Regions from separate parts of the Homo sapiens genome. Here all the other regions are linked to region 3. Evidence: chromatin loops called from intact Hi-C (ENCODE). Cell type or tissue: HepG2. All regions are shown on one strand. Links, peaks and the distances in the headings refer to the core of each region. The heading gives the core; the rest is flanking DNA. Region 1 has its middle 250 kb from the start of PYDC2. Region 2 overlaps PYDC2-AS1 (PYDC2 antisense RNA 1). Region 3 holds the start of LOC105374276 (a long non-coding RNA gene).

What was found. Peaks named below come from ENCODE experiments on the same cell type or tissue, not always from the same donor. Only the 100,000 strongest peaks of a DNase experiment are listed, where the experiment ranks them.
Region 1: it touches region 3 in a loop (14-fold over the local background); 1 of 110 quality-filtered maps calls a loop at or near these places.
Region 2: it touches region 3 in a loop (17-fold over the local background); 1 of 110 quality-filtered maps calls a loop at or near these places.

Annotation. Positions count from the first base shown.
Region 1 is chr3:191,705,675-191,711,129 of GRCh38, reverse strand. No RefSeq gene overlaps it. Among named protein-coding and RNA genes, the nearest start is that of PYDC2, 250 kb to the right of the region's middle. In HepG2, for the core only: a CTCF peak has its summit at 3,111 (motif pointing left); no DNase peak of the experiment used is centred there.
Region 2 is chr3:191,523,106-191,528,560 of GRCh38, reverse strand. The region is part of intron 1 of PYDC2-AS1 (PYDC2 antisense RNA 1); the gene reads right to left. Among named protein-coding and RNA genes, the nearest start is that of PYDC2, 65 kb to the right of the region's middle. In HepG2, for the core only: no CTCF peak of the experiment used is centred there; no DNase peak of the experiment used is centred there.
Region 3 is chr3:191,806,976-191,812,430 of GRCh38, reverse strand. LOC105374276 (a long non-coding RNA gene) reads left to right here and starts at 3,871. Exons shown (of 4, transcript XR_924826.2): 1 at 3,871-3,973. In HepG2, for the core only: a CTCF peak has its summit at 2,666; a DNase peak (open chromatin) is centred at 2,680.

The sequences.
Region 1 (5,455 bases), core at 267-5,266, 100 kb after region 3:
TCTTTTGGTTGCTGACTTGAATATATTATATAAAAATACCACAATTGTTTATTAGTTAAAAAATTGTATGATATATAATATTTGTACATTTTAATGGGGTACATGTGATATTTTGTTACATTCATAGAATGCGTAACGACTAACTTAGGTCTTTAGAATATCCATCACCTCAAGTATTTATCATTACCATGTATTGAGAACATTTCAAGTTCTCTCTTGTAGCTATTTTGAAATATACAATACATTATTTACTATAGTCATCCTACTTTGCCATTGTACATTTGAACTTATTCCTTTCTTCTAATTGTATGTTTGGAACCATTAACTAAACTCTCTTCTTCCCCACACCCCCACCCACCCTGGCCCACCACACACACACACACACACACACACACACACACACACATTTTTCCCAACTTCTGGAAACTATCATTCGACTCACTACCTCCATAAGATCAATATTTTAGCTCCCATATATGAATGAGAACATACAATACTTGTCTTTATGTTCCTGGATTATTTCACCTAACATAATGATCTCCAGTTCCATTCATGTTGCTTCAAATTACAAGATTTCTTTCTTTCTTATAGTTAAAACTGTTCCATTGGCAAACACTTAGCTTGATTTTATATCTTTGCTATTGTGAATAGCGCTGTGATCAACACAGGAATGTAGGTATGTCTTCGATAAACTGATTTCTTTTCCTGTGGATTAATACCTAGTAGTGGGATTGCTGGGTCATATGATGGTTCTATTTTAGGTATTTTGAGAAATCTCCATACTGTTTTCCATAATGGCTGTGCAAATTTACATTTCCACAAACAGTGAATAAGCATGGCCTTTTTTCAGATCTTCTTCAGCATTTCCAATTTTCTGTCTTGTTAATAATAGCCATTTTAACTGAGGTAAGATGATATCTCATTGCGGTTTTGATTTTCATTTTCCTAATGAATAGCAATGTTGTGTATTTTTCTTTTCATATACCTGTTGGCCATTTTTATGTCTTCTTTTGAGAAATGTCTAACCATGTCCTTTGCCCATGTCTGCTTTTAAATGAGATTATTTGTTTTTGTTTTACTGTTGAGTGGTTTGAATTCCTCATGTATTATATAGATAAGTTATTTGTTGAATGAATAGTTTGCAAATACTTTCTCTTATCCAACAGGTTGTCTCTTTATTCTATTGTTTCCTTTGCTGTGCAGAAGATTCTTAGGTTAATATAGTTTCATTTGTCTATATTTGTTTTTGTTGCCTGTGCTTTTGAGGTCTTAGCCATAAAATCTTTTCCTAGGCCAATATCCTGTGGTGTTTCCCCTGTTTTCTTCTAGTAGTTTTATCATATCTGATCTCATATTTAGGTCTTTAATCCATTTTGAGCTGATTTTTGTATACAGGAAGAGATAGGGATCTAGTTTTATTCTTCTACTTATGGATTTGCAGCTTTCCCAGGATCATTTATTGAAAATGTTCTTTCCCCAGTGCATGTCTTTAGTGCCTTTGTTGAAAATCAGTTGGCTCTAAATAACTGGATTAATTTCTCGTGTCTCTATTTTGTTCCATTGGCCTATGTCTCTGTTCTTGCACCAGCACTGTGCTGTTTTGGCTAAAATTTCCTTGTACCATATTTTGAAATCAGGTAGTGCGCTGCCCCTCAGGATTGCTTTGACTATTCCAGGTCATTTGCGGTTTCATACAAATTTTAGAATTATTCTCTGTTCTGTGAAAATGTCTGTGGCATTTTCTGTGAAAAATGTCATTAGTTTTTTGATAGGGATAGCATTGAATTTGTAGATTGTTTTGGGCAGTATGGCCATTATTTTTTTTATATTTTACTTTTTTTTTTTGAGACGGAGTCTCGCTCTGTCGCCCAGGCTGGAGTGCAGTGGCGCGATCTCGGCTCACTGCAAGCTCCGCCTCCTGGGTTCACGCCATCCTCCTGCCTCAGCCTCCTGAGTAGCTGGGACTACAGGTGCCCGCCACGACGCCCGGCTAATTTTTTGTATTTTTAGTAGAGACGGGGTTTCACCATGTTAGCCAGGATGGTCTCGATCTCCTGACCTCGTGATCCACCTGCCTCGGCCTCCCAAAGTGCTGACATTATAGGCGTGAGCCACCACGCCCGGCCAAGTATGGCCATTTTAACAGTATTAATTCTTCCCATCCAGGATCATGGAATGCCTTTCCATTTGTTTGCATCTTCTTCAATTTCTTTCATCAGCAGATCATAGTTTTCCTTGTAGAGATCTTTTATCTCCTTGGTTACATTTATTCAAGATATTTTATTTTATTTTATTTGTGTAGCTATTGTAAATGAGAATGCCTTCTTGAATTCTTTTTTAGCAATTTCATTATTGGTGTATAGAAATGCTACTGAAATGTGTTTTGATTTTGTATCCTGCCACTAAAGCAGGATATTTTCTTGACTCCTTCATGAGACTTTCAATAGGGGGTGCCTCATTTACTCAGCCTACGCCTGTCTACCCCCCATGGGAGGGAGCATGCAAGCAAATGCCGAAACTGAAGTGAATGCTTTTGGGCGCAGGAAGGAGCAAGCTCCATTTACTTGGCTCACCACATTCAATTCCTTGTGGAAGGGGAAAGTAGGCGAGCAAGTATGGCATCCAGCTGGCCACTTCTGGGCACTGGCAGGAGCAAACTCCATGTTGGCCCTGCAGCAGCATCCAGGCAGGGGTGCCTGTGACCCCCGAAGCCCCAAAGGTTGTGTTACAATGTTCTTTTAGCTCTGCCATCCATGGATGGCTTAAGTGTTAACAGCTCAGTGGGCCCTTTGCCTTTTTGTGTGAAGCAGCTGCTCTCCTCCAGCCAGAGCAAAGGGCCAGTGTGACAGCCTTTTGTATCTGCACTCGTGGCTCCCAAGCTCTTGCCCAGAATCCAGCTAAAATGAGGTTGCACGAACGAATTGAAGGATGGTAAATGAGGAGGATTTTATTGCTGACGAAAGTCACTCTCAGAGGGAAGGGGAAAGGGATGGGGCAGGTAGGTAATCTTTCCCTGAGTTCTAGCCATCTCCAGCCAATTCTTCTTTAAAGTTACACCATCACGCTGTCCTTTTGAAGTCAAGCCACTTTGACATTCTGCTGTAGTCCCATCTACTGGCCGAGTCTGGGGTTTTTATAGGCACGGGATGGAGCAGGGCAGAGCCCTGGGTGGTTTAGAAAAAAGCAACATTTGAGTGAGTAAACAGGGATGTAAGTTCTCACTTTGGGCAGCAATTTCAGGTTTTTCAGCTTGAGGGTGGGGTTTCAGTGGGGACCTGCCCTTTGCTGGCTAGAATTTCTCTGCCCAGTGTCCCTATCACCACCTTACTGAATTCATCAGATCTGAGAGTTTTTTTGGTGGAGTCTTTAGATTTTTCTAAATATAAGAGCTCACCATCTGCAAAGAGGAACAATTTGACTTTCTTTTTTCCAATTTAGATGCCCTTTACCTCTTTCTCTTGTCTGATGTTTTCTGGCTAGTACCTATAGTACTATGTTGAATATGAATGGTAAAAGTGGGCATCCTTATCTTGTTCTAGTTTTTAGAAAAAAGACTTTGTTTTTCTGCATTCAGTGTTTGGCCTTTATTGTGGTGAGTCAGGCTCCTTCTATGCCTATTTTGTCAAGAGTTTTTTGTCATAAAGTAATGTTCAAGTTTATCAAATGCTTTTCATGTGTCTGTTTTTGGTCCTTCATCTGTTGATGTGACATAAAACATTTATTTATTTGTATATGTTGAAGCATCCTATCATCCCTGGAACAAATCTTACTTGATCATGGTGTATTATCTTTTTGATGTGTTGTTCTTAGATTTGATTTGCTACTATTTTGTTGAGTTTTTTCATCAATGTTCATCAGGGATGTTGACCTGTGGTTCTGTTGTTGTTGTTGTGTCCTTGCTGGTTTTTATATCGACAAAATACTGGACCTACAGAATGAGTTAGGGAGAATTCTCTCCTTTCCAACTTGTTGAAATAATTTGGAGAGAATTAGTGTTAGTTCTTTACAAGTTTTGTAGAATTCAGCAGTGAAGACATCTGGCCATGAGCTTTTCCTTGTTGGGAGGCTTTTTATTAGCGATTCCATCTCACTGCTCATTACTGGTCCATTCAGGTTTTTGTATTTCTTCCTGATTCAGTCTTGATAGGTTGTATGTGTCCAGGAATTTATCCATTTCCTCTAAGGTTTACAGTTTATTGGTATATAATTATTCATTATCTCTCTGATGATCATTTGTATTTCTGTGGTGTCAGTTGCAAGGTCTCCTTTTTTTTGTTTCTGATTTTGTTTATTTGGGTCTTCTCTTTTTCTGATTAGTCTAGCTAGTTACTAACTGATTTTGTTTATCTTTTTTTAAAAACTAGCATTTCATGTTGTTGATCATTGTGTTTTTTTTTAGTCTCTATTATTTTAGTTCCATTCTGATCTTTATTAGTTATTTTCTTCTACTAATTTTGGGTTTGGTCTGTTTATGTTTTTCTAGTTTCTTGAGGTACATCATCACATTTTTAAAATTTGAAATAATTCTGTTTTTCTTTTAATGTACACATTTATTGCTGCAAAATTTTCTCTTAACAATGATTTTGCTGTATATTACAGGTTTGGGTATGTTATGTATCAATTTTCATTTATTCTAAACTTTATTTTCTTCTTGATTTCTTCATTGAACAAAGTTCATTCAGGAACATGTTGTTTAATTTCCATGTATTTGTACATTTTCCAATGTTCTACTCATTACTTGATGCTTAATTTTACTATATTGTGTTCTGAGGAGGTACTTCATATGATTTCAGTTTTTAAACATTTGTTGAGACTTGTGTTGTGTTCTAACAAATGATATATCCTGGAGAATGTTCTGTGTGCCGATGAGAAGAATGTGTATATTGCAGCTGTTAGATAAAATATTCTGTAGATCTCTGTTAGGTCCATTTGAACTAAAGTGCAGTTTAAATCCTATTTTTTGTTGTTAATTTTTTGTCTCAATGATCTATCTAATGTTTAGAGTGAGATGTTGAGGTCACCAATTATTATTGTATTGGACTCTCTTTAGATCTAATAATATTTGATTTATGTATCTGTATGCTCCAGTGTTAAGTGCATATTTAGGATTATTATAGCCTCTTGTTGAACAGATCCTTCTTTTCATTTTATAATGACCATATTTGACTCTTTTTACAGTTTTTATTTTTTACTTGAAGCCTGCTTTATCTGCTACAAGTATAGCTACTCCTGCTTATTTTTTATTTCCATTTACATGGAATACATTTTTGAATCCCTTCGCTTTTTAGTTTTATATGTCTTTACAGCTGAGGTTAGTTCCTTGTAGGCAGCATGTAGTTGGGTCATGTTTTAAAAAATCCATTCAGCCAGTTTATATGTATTAAGTGGAAATTTAAAACCATTTTCATTCAAGGTAATATGTATGAGGGTTTATTTCCATCATTTTGCTAATTGT
Region 2 (5,455 bases), core at 118-5,117, 280 kb after region 3:
TCTGTCTATACACACATACACAGAGAGAGAGAGAGACACACACACACACACACACACGCACACACACACACACAGATTGATTAACTGATTTATTAGAAGGAACTGATTTATGTGATGATAGTGGCTGAAAGGTTCCACCATCTGCCATCTGCAAGCTAGATATCCAGGAAAGCCAGTATAGTTTCAGGCTGAGTCCAGAGGCCTGAGGACCAGGACTGCTGATGGTGTAAGTCTCAGTCTGAGGGCAAGAGGAGATATCCCAGTTCAGTAGTCAGACTGAGAGAGTAAATAATTCCTTCCTCCATCTTTCTGTTCTATCTAGGCCCTCAAAGGATTGATGACACCCACTCATGTTGGTGAGGGTGAGCTGCTGTACAGTCATCTGATTCAGATGCTGATCTCATCTGAAATACCCTCACAGACACACCCAGAAATAATATTTAACCAAATATCTAGGAACCCCATTGACCAGTCCAGTTAGCAAAATGAACCATCACAGAGAAGAATCAAACTAGCATAAAGGCATAATTCAGTCCCTGTGTCTTAAGGGGTTTTGTTCAATCCCTTTGGCCTCTCCCTTGAGCCAGGCAAGTTACCAATTGAATTATGAGTAGGGCACTGCCTTTGGGACTTACACACATTTACCGAGAAGATACAAACTCAACAGAGGACTTGCTACCCCCTCATTTTCTCCAAGAACTGCAAAAATCTGCAAATTTTGTCTGAAACTCAGGAAATCATTTATAATGAGTTATTTTCCTACTCCAGGGCTTGAAGGAACACTATATTTGCATTATTGATTGAACTGTAATTTAAATTGCCTCTGTTCTAAGGTAGCTTGTGAGTTGAACATTATTTTTAAAGAATGTCTTGGAAAACAGCCGTAATGTCCAGGTCTCATTAGCATGATCAAATAATAAGACAGTGAATGTGGCCTCACCCATCTTCAGGCTATAATCTGGTTTGCTGTGGGTTGATGGCATAGGGATAGATACAGCTCCCAAACCTGTGTTCTTTATTAGGGCACCTGGGTAGCCTCAGATCCACATCAAGAATCTTAGAGCTTCTCCAAGCCTGAAGCAATTCCAAAACTCTTATGTTTTTAACAGTTTTCTTTTATACAGAGATTACTATTCATTTAATGATCAAAGTAAAACCCAATCCTGTTTTCCTTTCATTCTTAGTTGCCAGAGGGCAAAGCCATTTTAAAGTTTATTTATTGCATAAACACAATAATTACATGAAGAAAAACCTACCATAATTTTATGACTTGGATTTTGTCAATCATGGCAGAAGCATTTTCCACGTCAATACATATTCTTCATAATTAACATTTAATTAATAAGAAATAATTATTGAGTCACTTGTTGCACATAAATTTTTTTTTAATTTTTGTCAAAGTGAAATAGAATATTCAATTTTATAACCATTGTATCCCAGGATTTTTGAATAATTATTGTTGTGTTCTTTTTCTCTATATGATTTCTAAAATCTGCATTGCTATCTATTTATGTTATTTATATGTGCTATTTTAAGTATTCTCAAATTATTCCTGAAAGTATGAGAGATGTACCTAATTAGATGAGATAAGCAAATGAACACATCCTAAAGATTACATACTTGGAATTTGTTCTAGGTGAGGGACGAGGGAGGTAGCAGGCAAAAATGGAGAGGGGATCAGCATTTTCACTCTGAAGTCTTCATCTCATTGGTGTTACATCTCTCACTCTCATTTTATCCTGGTGACAAGTCTTGGCTTTCAGAATATAGCGCAAAGGACAACAGCTTTTAAAAGGGTTATTTTCTAATCATGAAATTTCCATCAGTTTACTTCACAGAGAAATACTTTTAAGGACTTTCTTCAGCCACTGAAATGTGGTTAAAATTATGTCCTAGTTATCTTTCTGGCATTTTGGAGCAGGCTGGGAAAGTTTCCAGAGTCATGACATCTTCCGGGCATTTCTCAAACTACAATTCTCAGGTCTATTCTGCTCTGGGTCCCATCACATTGAGGACCCATCCCCACCACAAGATGAAGTACATGTTTACTCTATTGAGTCCTAGAATTTCCATCGGTTCTATATTATAGCTTTTATTTCTCCACTATTATGTCCTATCTTTCATTTATTATGATTGCATTTTCCTGTATCTCATTAAGCATAGTGTATTAATTGCCTTGAAGTATTTATCTGCTTATTCTAACATTTGGGCCATCTTAGGTTTAGCCTCCATTGATTATTTATTCTCTTAAAAATGGGTCAGACTTATTCTTCAAAAGAATGATAATATTCTTCTATGGTGATTACTTGGTTGGACATAAACTGCAAACTTTGTCTCCTAAACAGTAGCTCAACTTAACCCAGTTTTTGTTTTCTGTAGTGTTTTCTTTTGTCTCAACAGGGCTTATAGTCTTCCCACACATGTGTGATTCAGAGGTTAACCAGAAATTTGAGCGAAGTTTATATACTGAGTTAGAGGTCCTCCTCTCTGTCTTTATATTTTCTGGGATTCTATGCTCACTATCCGGATTCGTAAATATGCTAATCCCTATCCTCTGATTGTTCAGGTCAGAAAGTCTGAAGTTATTGGAGTTGTAGTCTTTACATGTGGCACTGCCTTCAGGCTAAAATACTAGAACACACATTCTGTGAATGCCCCTTTCTCCAACTTTCAGTTCCCCTCATGTACACTCTCCAGATCTCTTACGTAGTTACTTTTCGTATTTTGCCCAGAGTATATAGTTGTTATCTATGGGAAAGGAAGTCTGGTATGAGCTCATTTGGCCATTAGAAGAAGCAGAATCTTGCCTTATAGATTTCTTTAAAACAGACAAAGGAAATAAATTTGAATACCCCAAAAGAGTCAAAACTGAACCAATCACATGAAGATCCCTCAATTTATGCTCAACTTGGGCCTGAGGAATTTCTTTATGAATGAAGAGCAAACTCCTTCAAGGAAACCTCATGATCTTTCAGGAGGCACCTACCTGTAGCCTGACCATGCCAAGAGTTCTAGAACAATACTAATACAGACCTCATACACACAAGCCTGGACTTTGCAATTGCTTTCTAAATTTTCCCTTACAGCTTATCACTCCTTTCAATCTAGGCTGAACATTAGTTTTGAGCATATCTCTACTCAAACATTTTAATTGGTTATTGTTCACCTAATTAATTAATTCTAAACTTCTTTATCTGATTCTTTTTTTCACTTTTCACATTATAACTGGTAAGTTTTAAAAAATATACACAACATGGACTGGGAAAATCAGTGCATAACTCCACATTCTATAATATATGTGAGCTCAGAGAAGTAATTTCTATAATGAAGCAGTGAAGTCATCTAAGCTGGTTCGAGTCCAAGCTTTATGCTTAGTAGTTGTGTAAGTATGGATAAGTTTTTTAACCTCTGTAGCTCAGTTTCCTACCAGTAAAGTGCATTTAATACAATGCAACTTCATAGGGTTGTTTTACAGATTAACTAAGAGAACACTTGAAGGCATCTTAAGATAGTGCCTGCCACATGATGCCCCAGTAACTGTTAGCTAGTATCATTATCTGTGTCTTGGTTGCATTCTCCATAAAATGTGGGACATAATTATATTTGAAAGATTAATGGTTCGCATGCAATGAACGTTAAAACATTTAAAACACTGTTCCAGTATGAAGGCATAGAACTCAGCTTTAGCTGTACAGACCTACTTGTCACTCCTTGCTCTGTATAATATGCAGTTTATACCTTCCCACATCAAGATGATTTTCATGTGTGAAAAGACCATCTTACATTTCTGTCTGTTGAAAGTCTTGCCTTTCTTTATGGCTAAGCAAACATACACCAACCCACCCTAAAATCATGTATGATCTCATCCAACTAATGATCTATTCTTCCTCTACCCTTCCAAAGAGGCACATCTTATGTTTCTTATGTAGATTTTCAATTCATGCCATATTCTTTCCTCTGGACTGTGGACTACTTAACAATAGTAACTGCAATTTATATATCATTGCATCTGTAGCAATACCTATACATAGTGTCAATAAATATCTGTTGAATTGAATTAAAACACAGTACTCAAAAATTACATGAGCACTGGGAGGCTGAGGCAGGAGAATAGTTTGAGTTTAGGAGTTCAAGACTAGCCTGGACAACAAAGTGAGACTTTGTCTCTAGCAAAAATTTAAAAATTAGCCAGGCATGGTGGTGTGCACTTGTAGTCCTAGCTACTCAGGAAGCTGAGGCTGTCTGGAGGATTACTTGAGCCCAGGAGGTCCCATTACAATGTGGGCCCATCCCCATCACAAAATGAAGCTCACGTTTACCTTATTTAGTCCCAGAATTTCCACTGTTTTTTTTTTTTTTTTTTTTTTTTGGATGGAGTTTCACTGTTGTCGCCAAGGCTGGAGTGCTGTGACATGATCTTGGCTCACTGCAACCTTCGCCTCACAGGTTCAAGCGATTCTCCTGCCTCAGCCTCCCAAGTAGCTGGGATTACAAGCTCCCGCCACCATGCCCAGCTAATTTTTCTATTTTTAGTAGAGACGGGGTTTTGCCATGTTGGCCAAGCTTGTCTCAAACTCCTGACCTCAGGTGATCCACCCGCCTCGGCCTCCCAAAGTACTAGGATTACAGCTGTGAGCCACCATCCCACCCCACTGGTTCTATTTTATAACTTCTATTTATCAAGGCTGCAGTGAGCCATGTTGCACCACTGCACTCCAGCCTGGGTGACAGAGCAAGACCCTGTCTCAGAAAAATAATAATAATAAATTATATTAGCAAATAAAAACTTAAATTTTAAAAATGCCCATGTTTATACCAGGAAAAATAAATTCAATAAATTGTCATGTTTCTTAAGTGATAACCCAAATTAATAATATCTTTTAAAATGAGAAACTTTCTCTTTGGGGCATATTTTAGAACTTCAGTTGACAGGCAGTTGAATTTCATGGTATAAGTAATGACGTTATTTCAAATTCCAAGGTCCAACCACATGGCCCCTTTGGCTCAATGCAATTCACAGTTAGCAAAAACTGCTTAGTGCTGGATTTCACACCTGGTCTCCTGGGGCAGGATGGAAGTGCAGTAAATAATACTGAAAAAGATCATAAAGATGCATAAGAACCATCTGTGCACAGTGGTATAAATGACAAACCGAAGCATTTCATCTGTCATCCGCAAAGTTAACCTACTACCTAGGGGACTAAGACATAAATAGAAACAGACTCTCTTTCTGCTGGTCTGACAGAAGCTTTGCCTTTCCATCTAACCGAAAGCAAACGCAAAGTGTGCAGGCAAATAAACCCCGCCCCATTACCGAGTGCTTGTTCTTGCTGCGGCGGTGTGATTCTATAAGGCTACCCTTTCAAGCTGTTTTTCTGAGATCCATCTGGAATTGTTTACACAAGGGCAAATCTTATTTATTTACTTCAAAACATCACTACTTGTCCTCTACCTA
Region 3 (5,455 bases), core at 56-5,055:
CACTGATCATTTGTATTGGTTTCTTCATTTCAAATTTATTTATTTCTGCTCTGATCTGAATTATCTCTTGTCATAATTTTGCATTTGGTTTACTCTTGCTTTTCCATTTTTTAAGGTGCATCACTGGGTTATTTATTTAAAGTTATTTATTTGAAGTTTTTCTTTTCTGATGTAGGCACTTAATAATAGCTATAAATTTTCCTCTTAGTAATGCTTTTGCTGTATCACACAGGATTGGGTATGTTGTGTTTCTATTATTTGTTTCAAAAATTTGTCAATTTATTTTTTAAATTTCTTTATTAATCCACTTGCCATTCAGAAGCACACTGTTTAATTACCATGTGTTTCTATGGTTCTCAAAATTCGTGTTATTGATTTATAGTTTTAATCAATTGTGGTCAGAGAAGATGCTTCATATTAAGGTTTTTTTTTAATGTTTTAAGATTTGTTTTGTGGCCTAACATATGGTCTATCCTTGAGACTGACCATGTGTTGAGGAGAAGAAAGTGTATTCTGGAGCAGATGAATAAAATGTTCAGTAAATATCTGTTAGGTCCACTTGTTCTATAGTTCAGACTAAGTCCCATGTTTCCTTGTTGAGTTTTCTGTCTTGAAGATCTGTCCAATGTTGAAAGTAGGGTGTTGAAGTTTCCAGCTGCTATTGCATTGGGGCCTATCTCTCTCTTTAGCTTTAATAATATTTGTGAAATATATCACATTGCTTTAACATTGAGTGCACATATATTTACAATCATTAAATCCACAAGCTGAATTGACATCTTATCATTATATGATAATCTTCTTTGTCCCTTCTGACAGTTTTTGACTTGAAATCTATTTTGTCTGATATAAGAATAGCTACTCCTGCTCTATTTTGGTTTCTATTTTCATGGAATATCTTTTTTCCATCCCTTTGTTTTCAGTCTATGTATTTTTATAGGTGAAGTGTATTTCTTGTAGGCAACAGATCATTGGTTTTTGTTTTTTTAGCCTTTCAGCTACTCTATGCTTTTTGATTGAAGAGTTTCATCCATTTACATCCAATGTTATTATTGATAAGTAAGGACTTACTCCTGCCATGTTATTATATGGTTTTTGGTTGTTTTGTGGTCTTTTTCTTTCTTCCTGTCTTTCTTTTAGTAAAGGTGAGTTTCTCTGGTTCTATGCTTTAATTTCTTGCTTTTTAATTTTTGTGTATTCATTGTATTTTTTTTATTTGAGGTCACCATAAGGCTTGTAAATACAATCTTTTAAATCATTATTTTAAGCAATGAAACTTAACACTGATTACATAAACAAATAAACAAGTAAAAAGAAAATTAATAAAAACCCTACATTTAACTTTATTCCTCTGCTTTTTATCTTTTTGTTCTCTTTATGTCTTATTGCACTACCTATATGTTGAAAAGTTATTTATGATTTTTCATTGGTTCTTCATTTATCCTTTCTATTAAAGAGTAGTTTATACACTACACTTACAATGTCATAATATTCAGTGTTTTTCTATGTCTATTATCAGTGAGTTTTGTACTTTCAGATGATTCATTATTATTCATTGATGTCTTTTTTTTCAGATTGAAGAACTTCCTTTAGCATTTCTGGTAGGGCAGATCTGCTGTTAGTGAAATCCCTCAGCTTTCATTTGTCTAGGAAGGTCTTTATTTCTCCTTCATGCTTGAAGGATATTTTCACAGGATACACTATTCTAGGAAAAGTTTGTTTTTTTTTTTGTTTGTTTTTGTTGTTGTTTTTTCATCAGTACTTTAAGTATATAATGTCACTCTATCCTGGCCTGCAATGTTTCCATGGAAAAGTCTGCTTCCAGACATATTGGTGCTCCATTTTATGTTGTTTCTTTTATCTTGCTGCTTTTAGAATCCTATCTTTATCTTTGGCCTTTGGGAGTTTGATTATTAAACACCTTGAGGTAGTTAAATCTGCTTGGTGTTCTATAACTTTCTTGCACTTGAATGTTGATATCTTTCACTAGGTTTGGGAATTTCTGATATTATCTCTTTGAATAAACTTTCTAACCTTATTTCTCACTCTACCTCCTCTTTAATGCCAATAACACTTAGATTTTCCATTTTGAGGCTATTTTCTAGATCTTGTAAACATGCTTCATTCTTTTTTATTCTTTGTTCTTTTGTCTTCTCTGACTGTGTATTTTCAAATAACCTGTCTTCAAGCTTATTCTTTCTTCTGCTTGATCAATTCTGCTGGTAAGAAACTCTGATGCATTTTTCAGTATGTTAATTGCATTTTCCATCTCCAGAAGTTTTGCTTGACTCTTAGTTTTTTCAATATCTTTGTGAAATATATAAATAGTATTCTGAATTCCTTCCCTGTGTTTTCTTGAATTTCATCATGCTTCCTCAAAACAGCTATTTTGAATTCTATGTTTGAAAGCTTATATATCTCTCTCGAAATTGGTCACTGGTGCCTTATATAGTTCACTTGGTGAGGCCAGGTTTTCCTGGATGTTCTTGATGCTTGTGGATGTTCATCAGTGTGCGGGCACTGAAAAGTTGTGTATTTATTATAATCTTCTCAGTCTTAGCTTGTTTGTACCCATCTTTCTTTGGAAGACTTTCCAAGTATTCCAAGGACTTGGGTATTGCAAGCCATGTTTTTTGTCACTGCTGCCATATCTCCATTTGGGGGCACCCCAAGCCCATCAACACTGTGCCTATGGCAGACTCATAGAGGTATTGCTTTGGTGGTCTTGGTTAAGATGAAGGAGAATTCCCTGGATTACCAGGCAGATACTTCTTTTCCCTTATGTTCTCTCAAACAAACAGAGTCTCTCTGTCTCTCTGAACTGAGCTTCCTGGAGCTGGGGGAGAGGTCACACAAGCCACCCTATGTCCACCACCACTAGAACTGTACTGGGTCAGATCCAAAGCCAGCACAGCACTGGGACTTGCCCAAAGTCCATGGTGATCACTGCCTGGCTATTACCTATGTTTATGCAAGGCCCAAGGGCTCTACAATCAGCAGATAGCAAATCCAGCCAGGCTTGCATTTTCCCTTCAGAGTGACAAGTTCCCCCTGCCTCAGGTGGGTCCAGAGATGCCATCAGGGAGTCAGGACCTGTAATTGGGCACTTTAGGACTCTACCTGGTGCTTTATTTTACTGCAGCTGAGCTGGCAGTCAAGCTGCAAGACAAAGTATTTCCCATTCTTATCTTCCCTTTCTCAAGCAGAGGAGTCTCTCCCTGTGGCTACAGGCCTCAAGCCCTTGATGAGTACAGCCTGACTACCACCAATATTCACTCAAGGCCCAAGAGCTCTTCAGTCAGCTTGTGGTAAATGCTGTCAGGCCTGAGTCTCTCCCTTCATGGCAGAGGCTCCCCTCTGGCCCAAGGCGGGTCTTGAAATGCCGTTCAAGAGCCAAGGCCTAGAATTGGGGATGTAGGAGCCTGCATGCTGTTCTCTTCCACTATGGCCAAGCTAGTACCCAAGCTGCAAGGCACAGTCCCATTTACTCTTCCCTCTCCTTTCCTCAAGCAGAAGGAGACTTTCTCCACAGACACCACAGATGGGAATATACTGGGTCATATCTGAAGCCAGCATAGCTTTTAGTCTCTCCCAAGGCCCACGGCAGGTATTGCCTGGATACTGCTGCTGATTGTTCAGGGTCCATGGACTCTTTAGTAAGCAGGTGATGAATCCTGCTAAGATTGGTTCCTTCTCTTCAAGGCAGTGAGTTCCCTTCTGGCCCAGGGTGTGTCTAGAATTGTCATCTGGGAGCTACAACCTGGAATGGAAGTCACAGAACTCTGCTTTGTTCCCTATTCTATTGTGACTGAGCTGGTATCCTAGTTGCAAGTCAAAGTTCTCTTTAATCTCCCCTCTCCTCTCCTCAAACTTAAGGAAGAAGTCTCTCCTGAAGTCACGAGCTGCATTGTCTGGGGTTCGGGTAGCTGTGAAGCAAGCACTCCCTTGGCCACTCCAGCTGGTGTCTCACTAGGTAATGTGCCGCAGAAGACCACTGACCCAAGCCCAGCATAGCACCAGGACTTGTCCAGGAATTACACTCTTTGTGGCCTAGAATACCTTTCTAGTTTATTTAAGACCCAGAGTACTTTAACGCACAGTGGTGAGCTCTGCTGGAACTGAACTTCTGAGTACTGGGATGAATAAATTGCCTCTGGGTAGGGCTGGTCTAAATGCTTCCCCAATGGGGTGAGCTGTGTTCTGTCCCATGTTGCTATTTACTGTGACAGGCAGCACCAATTTCCAGTGCAAAGTTCCACAATTACTGCAGTATCCTTTCTCAAGTTATCAGATTCTTTCTCAGTGCCATGTGGCTGATGCTGTGGGAGCAGGGAGGAGCTATGTCGGCAATTCAATACAGTCTTTCCTATCCTCTTCAGTGCCTCTTTCTTAATACAATGTTAAACCCAGGTAGTGTGATTGCTTGCCAGATTTTTAGTTCTTATAAAGGTGTCCTTTTCTGTCTGGATATTCAGTTAGGTGTTTCTGCAAGAAGGATGACTGCTGGAGGCTTCTCTTTGGCCATCTTGCTCTGCTTTCCCCTCCTACTTTTTTTGTGATAGTAGCCATATTAATGGATGCCAGGTGGTGTCCCATTGAAGTTTTAATTTGCATTTCCCTAAGGATTAGTACTCTTTGCATGTGCTTAGTAGCCATTTGTATACTTTTTTTGGAAAAATGTTTACTCAAGTCTTTTTTCCCACTTTTGAATCAAGTTTTTGTTGTTGCGGTTGTGTACAGTTTTAGTTCTTTATATATTCTATACTTATCAGATATATGGCTTTCAAATACTTCATTCCATTCTGTGTGCTGCCTTTTTACTCTGTTGATAGTATGTTTTTAAAATTATTTTCATCCCTTAAGTTTTTTGTTTTGGTCATTTTTTTACCCCTGATTTTAATGAATTGTTTTTCTGTACTTTTTTTTTTTTTTTTTTTTTTTGAGACTGAGTCTCACTCTATCACCCAGGCTGGAGTGCAGTGGCACGATCTTGGCTCACTGCAACTTCTGCTCCAGTTCAAGCAATTCTCGTGCCAGAGCCTTCTGAGTAGCTGGGATTACAGGCAGGCGTGCCACCATGCCCAGTTAATTTTTGTAGTTTTAGTGTAGATGGCATTTCACCATGTTGGCCAGGGTGGTCTTGAACTCCTGACCTCAAGTGATCCACTTGCCTCAGCCTCCCAAAGTGCGGGGATTACAAGCATGAGCCACCGTGCCTGGCCTCTCTGTACTTTCTTAAAGTTTGATGTGCTTTCTTAAAGCAATCATTTTGAATTCTTTATCAGGCAGTTTGTATATCCCCCTTTCTTTAGCGTCAGGTACTGAAAGATTATTCTTTTTTTTTGGTGATGTCATGTCTCCTTGATTTTTAAATATATCTTGTTGTCTTTTATTGATTGTTGTGCATTTGAGAGATAAGAACTTATTTTTATCTTTGCAAACTGGCTTCATATGG